2 separate regions of the Homo sapiens genome follow, and region 1 is linked to region 2. A link is a contact called in ENCODE Hi-C or POLR2A ChIA-PET data. All regions are on one chromosome and are shown on one strand. The core of a region is the stretch at or near the end of the contact, and the rest is flanking DNA. Distances in the headings are between cores, read along the strand shown. Region 1 holds the start of HNF1A-AS1 (HNF1A antisense RNA 1). Region 2 holds the start of RNF10 (ring finger protein 10).

What was found. Hi-C counts contacts between places; a loop is a spot of excess contacts on that map. ChIA-PET counts read pairs that join two places held with the same protein, here RNA polymerase II (POLR2A). Pooled maps may share reads with other maps.
Region 1: a loop to region 2 is called in a pooled map, with 2.2 times the contacts of the local background. The contact joins the promoter of HNF1A-AS1 here to the promoter of RNF10 in region 2. A Hi-C loop is called at or near these places in 1 of 50 pooled maps. POLR2A ChIA-PET finds 5 or more read pairs at or near these places in 4 of 52 experiments (AG04450, HepG2, activated CD4-positive, alpha-beta T cell and 1 more).

The regions. Positions count from the first base shown.
Region 1 is chr12:120,967,236-120,974,184 of GRCh38, reverse strand. HNF1A-AS1 (HNF1A antisense RNA 1) reads left to right here and starts at 1,893. Exons shown (of 1, transcript NR_024345.1): 1 at 1,893-4,347. RefSeq lists an enhancer at 773-1,300.
Region 2 is chr12:120,531,552-120,537,982 of GRCh38, reverse strand. RNF10 (ring finger protein 10) reads right to left here and starts at 3,627. Exons shown (of 17, transcript NM_014868.5): 1 at 3,015-3,627. The coding sequence starts at 3,171. It overlaps LOC128071547, which reads right to left and starts at 3,286. Exons shown (of 1, transcript NM_001414895.1): 1 at 3,026-3,286. The coding sequence starts at 3,286. The coding sequence ends at 3,026. RefSeq lists silencers at 3,408-3,477, 3,576-3,729.

The sequences.
Region 1 (6,949 bases), core at 644-3,143, 440 kb before region 2:
AGGTGCTGGGATTACAGGGGTGAGCCACTGCACCCTGCCTATTTATTTACTTTTCTTAGAGATGGGGGTCTTGCTTTGTTGCCCAGGCTGGTCTCGAACTCCTGGGCTCAAGCAATCCTCTCACCTCAGCCTCCCAAAGTGTTGGGATTACAGGCATGAGCCATCTCACCTGGCCAGTAATGTATTTCACTCCAAGAACAACTCATGAATTAGGAACTGTTATAATCCCCCTTCTGCAGGGGAGGAAAGAGAGGCTCAGAGAGGTTAAATGACTGCTCAGAGTCCCTCAGAGCTGGGCTTTAAGTCCACCTGAGGCAGGCGGACGGGCTGTGCAGGACAAGTTGGCAGCCCCCGCCTTAAGGAGAGTGGTACCCTCTTTCCTCCAGTGCATTTATGTTTTATTTTTATTTTTGAGACAGAGCCTCACTTTGTCACCCAGGCTGGAGTACAGTGGTGCGATCTCAGCTCACTGTAACCTCTGCCTCCTGGGTTCGAGCAATCCTCCTACCTTAGCCTCCTGAGTAGCTGGGACTACAGGCACACACCACCATGCCTGGCTAATTTTTGTATTTTTGGTAGAGACAGGGTTTCACCATGTTTGCCAGGCTGGTCTCAAACTCCTGGCCTCAAAAGATCCACCCACCTCGGCCTCCCAAACTGTTGGGATTATAGGCGTGAGCCACCGTGCCCGGCCAAGTGCATTTTTTTGTAAACCCCCGTGCAAGTTGCTTTGAGGTTGAGCAGCTTACTGCTGGGGACAGCATTCTCAAGTCCAGGCTAAACAGGGAAGATGCTGTGTGCTGTCCCTTTGTGGCTTTGAGGTTCTCCTGCTTATTCTCTTTGCTGCCTGCAGCTGCCTCTTGGTGACTTTCCCTTTCCAGGGAGCCAGAGGAACCAAGGAGTGTTGGCCCTGACTCCTGCCCCCAGCATGTAAACTCATTAACTGCTGGGTCCTCAGGCAGTTAGGTGGCTGAGCATTTGAGTCTGGGACGGCAGGTGGATTTGGTTGGAGAGGGAATGACAGAGATTGGGGAGGAGCCTCCAGAGTCTAAAGAGATAGGTACACAAGCAGAAAGTTCCAGCCCCCAGCCTGCCTTTCCCCCATGCTCAGGGGACAAAGCTGAATTAACTCGAGGTCAGGAATGGCATTTGCATTTGCATTCTTGAGAGTCACTGCAAATAAGAGCTGTAGTCATGGTGAGTGGTTAAGGCAATGGACTAGAGAACCACTGAGAAAAAAAGCGAACAGTGGCTGGGCGCAGTGGCTCATGCCTGTCATCCCAGCACTTTGGGAGACCGAAGTGGGTGGATCACTTGAGGTCAGGAGTTCGAGACCAGCCTGGCCAACATGGTGAAAACCCGTCTCTACTAAAAATACAAAAATTAGCCAGGCTTGTCAGTGGGCACCTATAATCCCAGCTAGTCGGAAGGCTGAGGCAGGAGAATCACTTGAACCCAGAAGGCAGAGGTTGCAGTGAGCTGAGATCATGACACTGCACTCCAGCCTGGGTGACAGAGAGAAACTCCGTCTCAAAAAAAAAAGAAAAAGAAAAAAAAAAAAAGGAACAGCCGGACATGGTAGCTCATACCTGTAATCCCAGCGCTTTGGGAGACCGAGGCAGGTGGATCACCTGAGGTCAGGAGTTCCAGATCAGCCTGGCCAACATGGTAAAACCCCATCTCTACTAAAAATACAAAAATTAGCTGGATGTGGTGGCGCACACCTGTAGTCCCAGATACTCAGGAGGCTGAGGCAGGAGAATAGCTTGAACCCGGGAGGCGGAGGTTGCAGTGAGCAGAGATCACGCCACTGCACTCCAGCCTGGGCGATAGAGTAACAATCCGTCTCAAAAAAATCTGAAAATTAAAAATTAAAAAGTGAACAGTTGTTTAGTAAGTGCAGTAGGTAGGCCAAGATAACTATTAAGTATGTCCTAACAAGGTAGCTGCTTGAAAAAAATAATGCACATAAATTAAAAAAAAAAAAACTATTTTCACTCATTCTTAACTTCTCGTATGGATGTACTAACGGGAGGCCTGTGCCTGTTGGGCTGTCCACAGCTACTCAAACCTTGAGATTAGATTGGACGCTATCTAATCTCATTTCCTGTTACACAATAACTTCTGCATGGCACTTGCTTTTAATCATGACAACTGCCATACACTCAGCTTTACAAAATCATGTCATTGTGGAAAGGAAGTTCCCTCCATCTAACATTCAAATTTAACTATCCTGAGCTGGTAGTTTGCAAGGTGTCCAACAGATGTCACTGTGTTTCCTTCGCAAATTCTCTAAAATAGTCTGCTGTGTCCCGGGGCATAGTAGATATTCAAGAAATGGTGGCTATGAGTTTTATCACAATTCTCTCCTACTGGGTGAGCAGCTGTTTGCAAGACTAAAATTCGGGCGAGGCACAGGCTTCCCCTTGGTCTTAGCAGCTAGCACAAGACGAGTGTCCCTTCAGCCAGTCTCAGAGCTCTTTGGCAATTCAACTGACCCTTGTCCTTCAGTCCAGACAATGCCCCAGGGCCCACCTGCATTCAAACTCGGACTGTTCTCCTTCCCACCCCTATTATCTTTTCAACTTTATGGACAGTACATGCAATTTTCTCATTCATTTTCTCATTTAACATCTAACAGCTTCATGATATCCCCATTTTACAGATAAGGAAACCAAGGCTTTAAGAGGATAGGGACCCTAATCGGCTAAGGCAGAATTAGGATTTGAACCCAGATCCCCATGACGCCAGAATCTAAGCCTTGACCAAATATGTGTTACTATTACTTTTGTTGTTGTTGTTGTTCTGGGTAACTCCAACCCTCTGCTCGTTGGCCTTGTCACCTCAGTGCTGATTTTGCAGATGAAGAGACTAAGGTTCCGAGGTGCTAGAGCACAGTGGTTAGGAACACACACTCTAGAGCCAGAGTGCCTGGGTTTGAGCCTCGTTCTGCCGTTTACTAGCCGTATGGCCTTGGGCAACTTGCTTAACTTCTCTTTGCCTCAGTTCCTCTTCTCTTGGGTTGTTAGGAGAATGAATGAGGTGATATCCACAGTGTCCAACACCCTGCAAGCGGCCAGGTGTGGTGGATCACACCTGCAATCCCAGCACTTTGGGAGGCCGAGGCAGGTGGATCATTTGAGGTCAGGAGTTCGAGACCAGTCTGGCCAACATGGCGAAACCTCATTTCTACTAAAAATACAAAAATTAGCCGGGCGTGGTGGCAAACAACTGTAATCCGAGCTACTAGGGAGGCTGAGGCAGAAGAATCGCTTGAACCCAGGAGACAGAGGTTGCAGTGAGCCAAGATTGCACCACTGCACTCCAGCCTGGGCGACAGAGTGAGACCCTGCCTCAAAAACTAAAAATAAAAAATGAACAGTGTCCAACACCTTGAAAGCATTCCGCATGACTGAACGATCACTGTTACGTGATTACCAACATGACGACCCCACTTCTCTTGGCCAAACTGAGTTCTCTTCTCTTGTAAAAACTTCTGCATATGAAGTCACCCATTCCATTTGACTCTTTAGCCCTCATCCTGGCATTCAAGGGCATGGACGACTCAACCCCACTCTCTAGCCAGCCTGACCTCTCCATTCCCTTCTCTGGCGTAGAGGCCACTCCCACCACCTGCCCTTACCCCCTGCCCACTTTTGTCAGCCTGTACTGTGTTGAAGCTCCCAGGAGAGACAACTGCAGTCATCACTTTCCACTGTGTTCAGTGATGTCAGTTCGGCCCAGCTGGAGGTACTCACATCATGGAAACAGACCATCAGATTTGGTGTGTGTGTGTTTTATTTTGCTTTTTCAGAGAGCCAGCTGTTAAACACTAGCCAACACCCCATTGATGCTGTTCCTTCTACCTGAAACACCTCGCATTGCCGGTGAGCTCTAAAGACAAAAGGACCTGGGTCTGCATTTCCCAAAGGCAAGACTCTGGTATCACCTGCATATTATTTTCCCATATTTGAGCACCACTGCCTTTTGCATTATTTACTTAGCAGTTTTGCTCCTGTCAACTCACTTTTTTAAAACTAAACTTATTTTAAAAAGAAAAGTTTTGGCCGGGAGCGGTGGCTCATGCCTGTAATCCCAGCACTTTGGGAGGCCGAGGTGGGCAGATCACCTGAGGTCGGGAGTTCGAGACCAGCCTGACCAACATGGAGAAACTCCGTCTCTACTAAAAATACAAAATTAGCTGGGCGTGGTGGCGCATGCCTGTAATCCTAGCTACTCGGGAGGCTGTGGCAGGAGAATTGCTTGAACCCAGGAGGCGGGGGTTGCAGTGAGTCGAGATCGCCCCATTGTACTCCAGCCTGGGGAACAAGAACGAAACTCCGTCTCAAAAAAAAAAAAAAAAAAGAAAAAGAAAAGAAAAGCTTTATATAATTTTAATACTCAAAAAAACAGTATCCCGGCCAGGCACAGTGGCTCACACCTGTAATCCCAGCAATTTGGGAGGCCAGGCAGGAGGATCACTTGAGGCTAGGGGTTCAAGACCACTTGAGGCTAGGGCCAACATGGTGAGACCCCGTCTCTACTAAAAATACAAAAATTAGCCAGGCATAGTGGCACGTGCCTGTAATCCCAACTACTCGGGTGGCTGAGGAACAAAAATCACCTGAATCCAGGAGGCGGAGGTTGCTGCGAGCCGAGATCGTGCCACTGCACTTCAGCCTGGGTGACGGAGTGAGACTCTGTCTCAAAAAAAGAAAAAGAAAAAGAGTATCCCTTGCCATAAATAGCAAGCAGTCATTCAGACATGGAAATGAGGCATTCACACTTGTTCTTGTTTCACACTAAGGCCCTAAGCCTAAGGAGGGTTTCTCTATGTTGAAAGGAAATTAGGCAGTGTTCAGAGGGGTGTTAAAGATAGACTAGCAACTAATTGAAACTTTCTCCTCAATGTAAGCACTTTAGAAGGGACTGAAAAGAGAATGTTCTCCCTACATGTACCATATCACCTACAATTACCTCGTGTACCACTATTTTGCAAATAAATGCCAGAGGCAAGAGTACATTTTGATGCTTTAGCCTAGCACTCAAAGCCCTCCTCGATTTGAATCTTTCCAGCCTCATCTTGCACAGCCCCTCCATACCCAGACCTCACCCACTCTATTTGCCATCTCCAGAACATACCCCTAACTTTCTCACCTCTGTGCCTTTGTGCAAGCTGCTCCCTCTACCTGGAAACCTCCATTTGTCAAGCTGCTGCTGTCTTCAAGATCTACCTGGTCAGAATCTCCTGCTGTCCTCTTCTGCCACCCACAGCAATGTGAGCCTTCACTGGCTGGCCTTCCCTACTCACTGGAGCAGAGCTACGGCATCAGAATGCCCTGGAGCAGGGGTTAGAAACACAGATTTCTGAGTCTACACTCGAAGATTTTTTTTTCTTTCTTTCTTTTTTTTTGTTTTCCAATTTTTCTAATTTTAGAGATGGGGTCTCACCACGTTGCCCAGGCTGGTCTCAAGCTCCTGGACTCAGGTCATCCTACCACCTAGGCCTTCTAAAGTGTTAGGATGAGCCCTGAACCTTGTAACATGAACATTTATTAGTTATATCTGGAAAAAAATATAAAGTTATTTTTATTTGGGTGATACTGCCTTCAAAAAACAAAAACAAAAAAAAACAGGAGGCCGAGCACAGTGGCTCATGCCTGTAATCCCAGTGCTTTGGGAGGCTGAGGCAGGCGGATCACTTGAGACCAGGAGTTCAAGACCAGCCTGGCCAACATAGTGAAACCCCGCTTCTATTAAAAATACAAAAATGGGCCAGGCACGGTGGCTCATACCTGTAATCCCAGCACTTTGGGAGGCCGAGGCGAGTGAATCACGAGGTCAAGAGATCAAGACCATCCTGGTAAACATGGAGAAACCCTGTCTCTACTAAAAATACAAAAATTAGCTGGGCACGGTGTCACGTGCCTGTAGTCCCAGCTACTAGAGAAGCTGAGTCAGCGGAATCGCTTGAACCCAGGAGGTAGAGGTTGCAGTGAGCTGAGATTGCACCACTGCACTCCAGCCTGGGCGACAGAGTGAGACTCTGTCTCAAAAAAAAAAAAAAAAAAATTAGCCAAGTGTGGTGGCACATGCCTGTAATCCCAATTACTCGGGAGGCTGAGGCAGAAGAATTGCTTGAACCTGGGAGGTGGAGGTTTCAGTGAGCCAAGATCGCACCACTGCCCTCCAGCCTGGGCAATAGAGCAAGACTCCATCTCACAAAATAAAAAGCCAAAAAAAGCTCTCGACAGTTCTGTTCCCCGCCTGAGGTGTTTGTCTCAGGATCCCGGCCTGGCTGTGGGCCACAGATGGCAAAAACCAAGGTCCGTCTATTACTGGGCATCCAGGGTTTCATAATCTCTACGACCTCCATGCCTGGAACTCCACACATTGCGCATGCCCCAGAAACGCTTGCCCAACGGACCCCAATCCACCATTTCTGAATGCATTTTTCATGACTTGCTGAATGTGTCTTGTTAATCCAATTAGATTGTAAACTCCGGGAGTGCAGGGACAACGTTGACCTTCCTATTACTCCCCTCACCCCCGCCCAGCTCTGGGCTGGGCACACAGTGACCCTCAAGGGTAGCACAAAGACTTGAGGCAAGAAAAACACCTGTAGAAGGAAAAGGCTGGATACTGGGAGCGCCTCTGTCTGCTTTGCTGCCATCCTCTTCTTCAACAACAAAGGACACGCTAATTCTATGCAGCAAAAGTTTCCAAACACGTTAGCCTAAGAATTTCGAGTCATGCAAAAAATAAATTCCCAGAGTCACAGGGTTAAAAAAAATCAGATTCCAGGGCCCCATCCTTGTTGTTCCTGAGTCAGACTCCCCAGTCAAACTGCCAGAGAACCTCGTCTTTGAACAAACACTTCAGGCAACTTTCCCAGGATAAAGCAAGTTTCAGAAACTCTCACACAGCTTCTTAGGTATCTCAGATATGG
Region 2 (6,431 bases), core at 2,378-4,877:
GCTCCTGAGTATCTGCTGTAGTAGCACTGGTCTTAGCTGTTACGTTCCTAAGGCAGCTTAGTTTCAACTTTAAAAATCAGCCAATATCCAGTTTCCTAACCTTTTAATCTCCACATATCCTGCCTTTTAATTTGTTCCTAAATGCAAGCAGTGGATTATGGCTAGTGAAGAAGCATGGATTTGGCTACAAAGCCCATCCTTCCTTGCTAAACGAACACGCACAGCAGAAGCCAGAAAAGCAGACACTGGCGGTGGCAAACATGGTCAAGCTTTCTAACACACACATTAAACAAAAAAAAAAGAATGCTGCCTCAAGGCACATATGTGTTATTTGTAAAATCTAACAAAGGGCCTTTACATGAGTTTTTGTTTTTTTAGACGGGCTGGAGTGCAATGGTGCAATCTTGGCTTACTGCAACCTCCGCCTCCCGGTTTCAAGGGATTCTCCTGCCTCAGCCCCCCGAGTAGCTGGGATTACAGGTGCGCACCACCACGCCGGACTAATTTTTTGTACTTTTAGTAGAGACGGGGCTTCACCATGTTGGCCAGGCTGGTCTCAAACTCCTGAACTCAGATGATCCACCTGCCTCGGCCTCCCAAAGTGCTGGGATTACAGGCGTGAGCCACCGCACCCGGCCTACATGAGTTTTTACAGAAGTTTTCTTGTTTTGAGACGGGGTCTCACTCTGCCACCCAGGCTAGAGTGCAGTGGAGTGATCGTGGCTCACTGCAACCTCGAACTTCTGGGTTTAAGTGCTCTTCCTCCTCCCCTGCCTCAGCCTCTTCACAGCTGGGACTACAGGTGCGTGCCACCACGCCCGGCTCATTTATTTTTTTGTAGGACAGGGTCTCGAACTCCTGGGCTCAAGTAATCGGCCTGCCTCAGCCTCCCAAAGTGCTGGGATTATAGCCACCCAGCCCATTTGAAATGTTAACAATGACAAATACTTGCTTTGGTCAAACTACTATAGAATTCTGTATCATCTTGTTGGGTAATCAGAGTTAATTCCACTAACCAACATATTCAAAGTGAAGGACATAGCAGTAAAATTCCTTAAATACCTGTTTGTTTGTTTTATTTTAAGTTGTCACAAGCTTTCACCTACTGCTAAGAAATAAACTTAAGGCATTTATTGCAACTGACTAATGAATGTATGTTAGTGGCTTAAAGAGGAGCCCCAGAAAAATTAGTTGAGAATTCACAGTTGGAGAACCAAATCCTTAACATACATCTGGGAATAGAGTACAAAAATAAACTTACTTATCAATTGCTTTGAACAGACCACTCTAAACCAGTTCCAACACTGACCAAAAGGACTGGTTACCTTCTATCTTTTGAGGGATCTATGGCAAAGCTACGCATGTGCAGAACTGCAAAATCAGTCTGCATACATGCCATTTCCTGACACGGCCCGAGAACCCATACTCCAATGGTCTCACACCAGGTAAACAAGTTTGCCATATCCAGCAGGTGAACTCTGAGCGAGTTAGCAGACCTTACAATTTTCTGTTTTTTTTGTTTGTTTTAAGTCAGCCTTAGTTTTCTTTTTACTGTTTAGAGATGGGGGTCTCTGTTACCCAGGCTGGATGGTATGCAGTATCGTGATATAGCTCACCGCAGCCTCAACTTCCTTGAGCTTAAGCGATCCTCCCACCTTACCCTTCCAAGTAGGTAGGGTTACAGGTGTGTGCCACCACACTCGGCTAATTTTTTTTTTTTCTTATGGAGACGAGGGTCTTACTATCTTGCCCAAGCTGGTGTGAAACTCCTGGGCTCAAGCTATCCTCCCACCTCAGCCTCCCAAAGTGTTCGGATTACAGGCATGAGCCACCGCGCCCGGTCTCACTCTAAACAGTTTTTTTAATCTTGACAAGTTTTAAACTGGACCTCCACATTTAGGGACTTCAAATATTTCCCTCTCTGCCACAACATCCCCACTGTCGCTGAAAACACCTTCCTATTACTGCTAATGTGACTGAAATACAAAAGAGAGCAGAGATTAGTACAAACTTCGAAATAAAATGAAGAACACCGGGACTCTAGCCTCTGCCAACTCCTAACATCCTACCTGCTCAGTTTATTCCTTCTTTAAATATGAACAATTTCACCCTGGTAGACAAGTCAGTGACTGGCACAGTGAAAACAGAGGTAAAAACTTCACCTAGTACTTGGCACATGGTAAGCCCTCAATTAAAGGTAGCTATTATCAACATGGTCATAATATTGACAGACTTGATTACAGAAATAAAACCTTCCCTGTTAAAGGACAATCCTATAGTCCAACACACAACAATAGACATTATGTGTATTTGGCGCAAAATAGACGCCAGATATCCTAAGACCTTAGTTCATTTGTTTTGTTTTTAATTAGTTTTTTAAGTTTATTTAATTATATTACCTCCACCTACCTTTACAAGTAAGTAAACTCGGGGCACTCACTCAAGGTCTGGCAAACTGGGACCCAAAAAGACTGAATTCATAGTCTGCGCTCTTAACCCCACAATGAATAGCCACTGAAGGATGACTTCCTCTTCGACAGAGGAATGGATCTGGGACCAGGTTATTAAATAAGAGATCTGAGTTTGAAAGGTCCTTGGGCCCTCACCCACCCATCTAAACTTGAACACTATCCAATGTTAATTCAACATTAAAGGGTAGAACAACTTAGTGGTTTTAGGAGCGTGGACTGATGAGTCACACAAACCAAGTCTTAAGGCCTGCTGTGAGCCAAATACTAGCTGGGTGACCTTACCCTTTCTCATCATATGCAAAATGGCGATAAGAACAGCACCTGCTTAATCGAGCAGTTTTGAGTATTAATGTAAATGATCCACGTAAACCACGCAGCACAGCGCTCATTAATGTAACTGCAAATGAGAGCCATGGAAAAGGGCAGGTAGGAGCTATAAAAGAAAGTGGAGCCTGTCCCCGAGTAACCCAGCCGATGAGAGCAACGACTCTCCCCAGCAGCAGGGGCAGTCGCCCCCGCCCACTGCCGCAGGCCCGTCCTTACCGCTCTTGGGTTTAGACTCGCCGGCTGGCCCCGCCGAGGCGGAGCGGGGCGGCTGTTGCCCTTTGCTGCTGCCCGAAGAGGCGGAGGAGCTGTTGGAGCCGCTGTTCTTGTCCATGTCGGAGGCGGTGGCGGCGGCGTTGGGGGAGCTCAGCGGCATCAACGGGGGCCTCGGCGGCGACGGCAGTCGGAGCGGAGCGGGCGCGGCGGGGACCCAGGCTCATGGCGTTCAGGGCCGGCGGGGGTCGGCGGCGGCAGCGGTTCTCGGCCTTCATGGCGACATTTTTCCCTGTTTCCTTCCTTGGCTTCTCAAACTAGGAAGAGAAGCGGCGGACGGGGCTGTTAAGCCCGGCGGCAGCGGCGACCGAGGACGAGGAGGCCGGGGCTCGGGAGTCCGGGCCGGGCCTGGCGGGGCGGAGGCTGCGGGGGAAGGGGAGGCGAGGGAGGTTGCGCGAGCCCCGCCGGCCGGCCGGCCGGACACGCTCTCCCGCCGCGAGGCAGGGGAGAGGGCTGGCTGTCTCGGTGTCGGGGACTAGTGTCTCCGACACAGCAACGGATACTCGCCCCTGGGCCGAGGCCGACCTGCTCCGGGAATGGCGACGAGTCGCCAAACAGCATCTCAAAGAACCCGGATGGACTGTATATATAGTGGAGAGGGGGTGAGGTATTCTGGGAAATGTAGTTTTTGCCTACATCCGGGTCTCGTGGTTTGTTTTTTGGTTTTTGTTTGTTTGTTTGTTTTGGTTTTGTTTTTTTTATTTCCTCCCCCACCTCCGCCCCAACCCCACTGTGAGGGCATTCAAAATAATGGGACTTGCAGTTGCTCCAAGTCCAGGTTTTTCACTTAGTACACTAAAAATACAGTAACAATAATAATATACACTGATAATAATGTAGCCAAACATTGGAATACCTGTGGAACTCCTTTATAGACTCGTTTGATTTATGGTTCTTTTTTTTTTTTTTTGAGGCGGAGTCGCTCTGTCGCCCAGGCTAGAGTGCAGTGGCGCGATCTGGGCTGACTGCAAGCTCCGCCTCCCGGGTTCACGCCATTCTCCTGCCTCAGCCTCCCGAGTAGCTGGGACCACAGGCGCCCGCCACCACGCCCGGCTAATTTTCTGTATTTTTAGTAGAGACACGGTTTCACCGTGTTAGCCAGGATGGTCTTGATCTCCTGACCTCGTGATCTGCCCACCTCGGCCTCCCAAAGTGCTGGGATTACAGACGTGAGCCACCGCGCCCGGCCAATTTATGGTTCTTATTCTAGCGTTAATACCAATTGATTTATGGCCTTTAGTCTATCTCATATTAGGAATAATAATAATAACGTTAATAATGACAATACCTTACATTTAATATCACTTTACGGCACTTCTTCATACAGTACATCACTTTATTTCTTTAGCCTGGCGTGGCGGTGCGCACCTGTGGTCCCCATTACCCAGGAGACAGAGGCGGAAACAGGCCATAAGCAGTGTTTCATGCGTGTAATCCCAACACTTTGGGAGGCAGAGGTGGAAGGATCCTTGGAGGCCAGGAGTTCCAGACCAGCCTGGGGAATATAGCGAGACCCCTGTCTCTAAAGAATAAAAATATTTTTTAAAAAATTAGTTGGGCAGCCGGGCGTGGTGGCTCACACCTGTAATTCCAGCCCTTTGGGAGTCTGAGGAGGGGGCAGATCACTTGAGGCCAGGAGTTCAAGACCAGCCTGGCCAACATAGCAAAATCCCGACCCTATTAAAAATACAAAAATTAGCTGGGCTCTGAATAAAATAGTTTGAATAAAACTAACTTTAATTTAAAAGAGAGAAAGAAAAAAAAATTAGCCAAGCATAGTGGCTGTGGCTGCACACCTGTAGTTCTAGCTACTCAGGAAACTGAGGTGGGAGGATCACCTGAGCCCAGCAGTTGGAGGTTGCAGTGAGATACGATCGTGCCAGTGCACTCCAGTATGAGTGACAGAGAGGGAGACCCTGTCTAAACTTTTTTTTAAAAAGTAGAAACAGAGAACAAAAAGCAGATTAGTCATTTCAAAATTACTTTTCTTGTAAAGGTTTAAGCAGAATGGACTTCCTTATGTGGGGTAAAACTGACCAGTTTGGGGATTTGATGATTTCTCAGAAGGTCAGATAAACAATTTCGTTTAGGCGTGGTTGGGTAGAAATTCACCTTGAGTAACTCTGTTTTGGTTTGGTCTACTGTGCTGAAGCTCAGTGCAAAACAATGGGCTCCTATAAATTGTATTTAACAGCTGTTAACATTATCACATTTAATCTTCTCAATAACTAAATTTTAGACTAAGTGTGCCTGTAGTCCCAGCTACTCAGGAGGCTGAGGAGGGATGATCACTTGAGCCCAAGAGTATGAATCCAGCCTGGGTAACACAACAAGACTCTGTCCCTAAATAAATAAAATTTAAAGATGAGTAAATGGACTCCAAAAGTCCAGATAATTTGCCTATTATCACATAGCTAACAAGTGATGTTCTTACCTATGAGACAAGCAGTTCCTCATTTTACAGATACAGACTGAGATTTAGAAAATCATGCATATGGGGCCGGGCACGGTGGCTCACACCTGTAACCCCAGCACTTTGGGAGGCCAAGCCGGGTGGATCAACAGGTCAGGAGATCGAGACCAGCCTGACCAACATAGTGAAACCCCGTCTCTACTAAAAATACAAAAAAATTAGCCAGGCGTGGTGGTGCGCACCTGTAATCTCAGCTACTGAGGAGGCTGAGGCAGGAGAATCACTTGAACCCAGAAGGCACAGGTTGCAGTGAGCCAAGACTGCACCACTGTATTCCAGCCTGGGCAACAGAGCGAGACTCCATCTCAAAAAAAAAAAGAAGAAAGAAAATAATGTATGTGGGTCAGGTGCAATGTAATCCCAGCACTTTTTGGGAGGCCTGTAATCCCAGCACTTTTTGGGAGGCCTGTAATCCCAGCACTTTTTGGGAGTTCGAGGCGGGCAGATCACGAGGTCAGGATTTCGAGACCAGCCTGACCAATACAGTGAAACCCCGTCTCTCCTAAAAATACAACAATTAGCCGGGCGTGGTGGCGCACACCTGTAGTCCCAGCTACTTGGGAGGTTGAGGGAGGACAATCGCTTGAACCTGGGAGGCGGAGGTTGCAGTGAGCTGAGATTGGGCCACTGCACTCCAGCCTGGGTGACAGAGCGAGACTCTGTCTCAAAAAAAAAAAAAAAGAAAAAAAAAGGAAAATCATGTATGTGGCCAGGCAAGGTAGCTCAATCCCAACATTCTGGGAGGCTGAGGCAGGAAGATCACTTGATGTTAGGAGTTTGAGACCAGCCTGAACATAGTGAAACCAATTCTCTACTAAAAATTAAAAAACAAAAAACAAAAACATATGGTTTACAGATATAGACGCTAAGACTTTGGGAATCATACCACA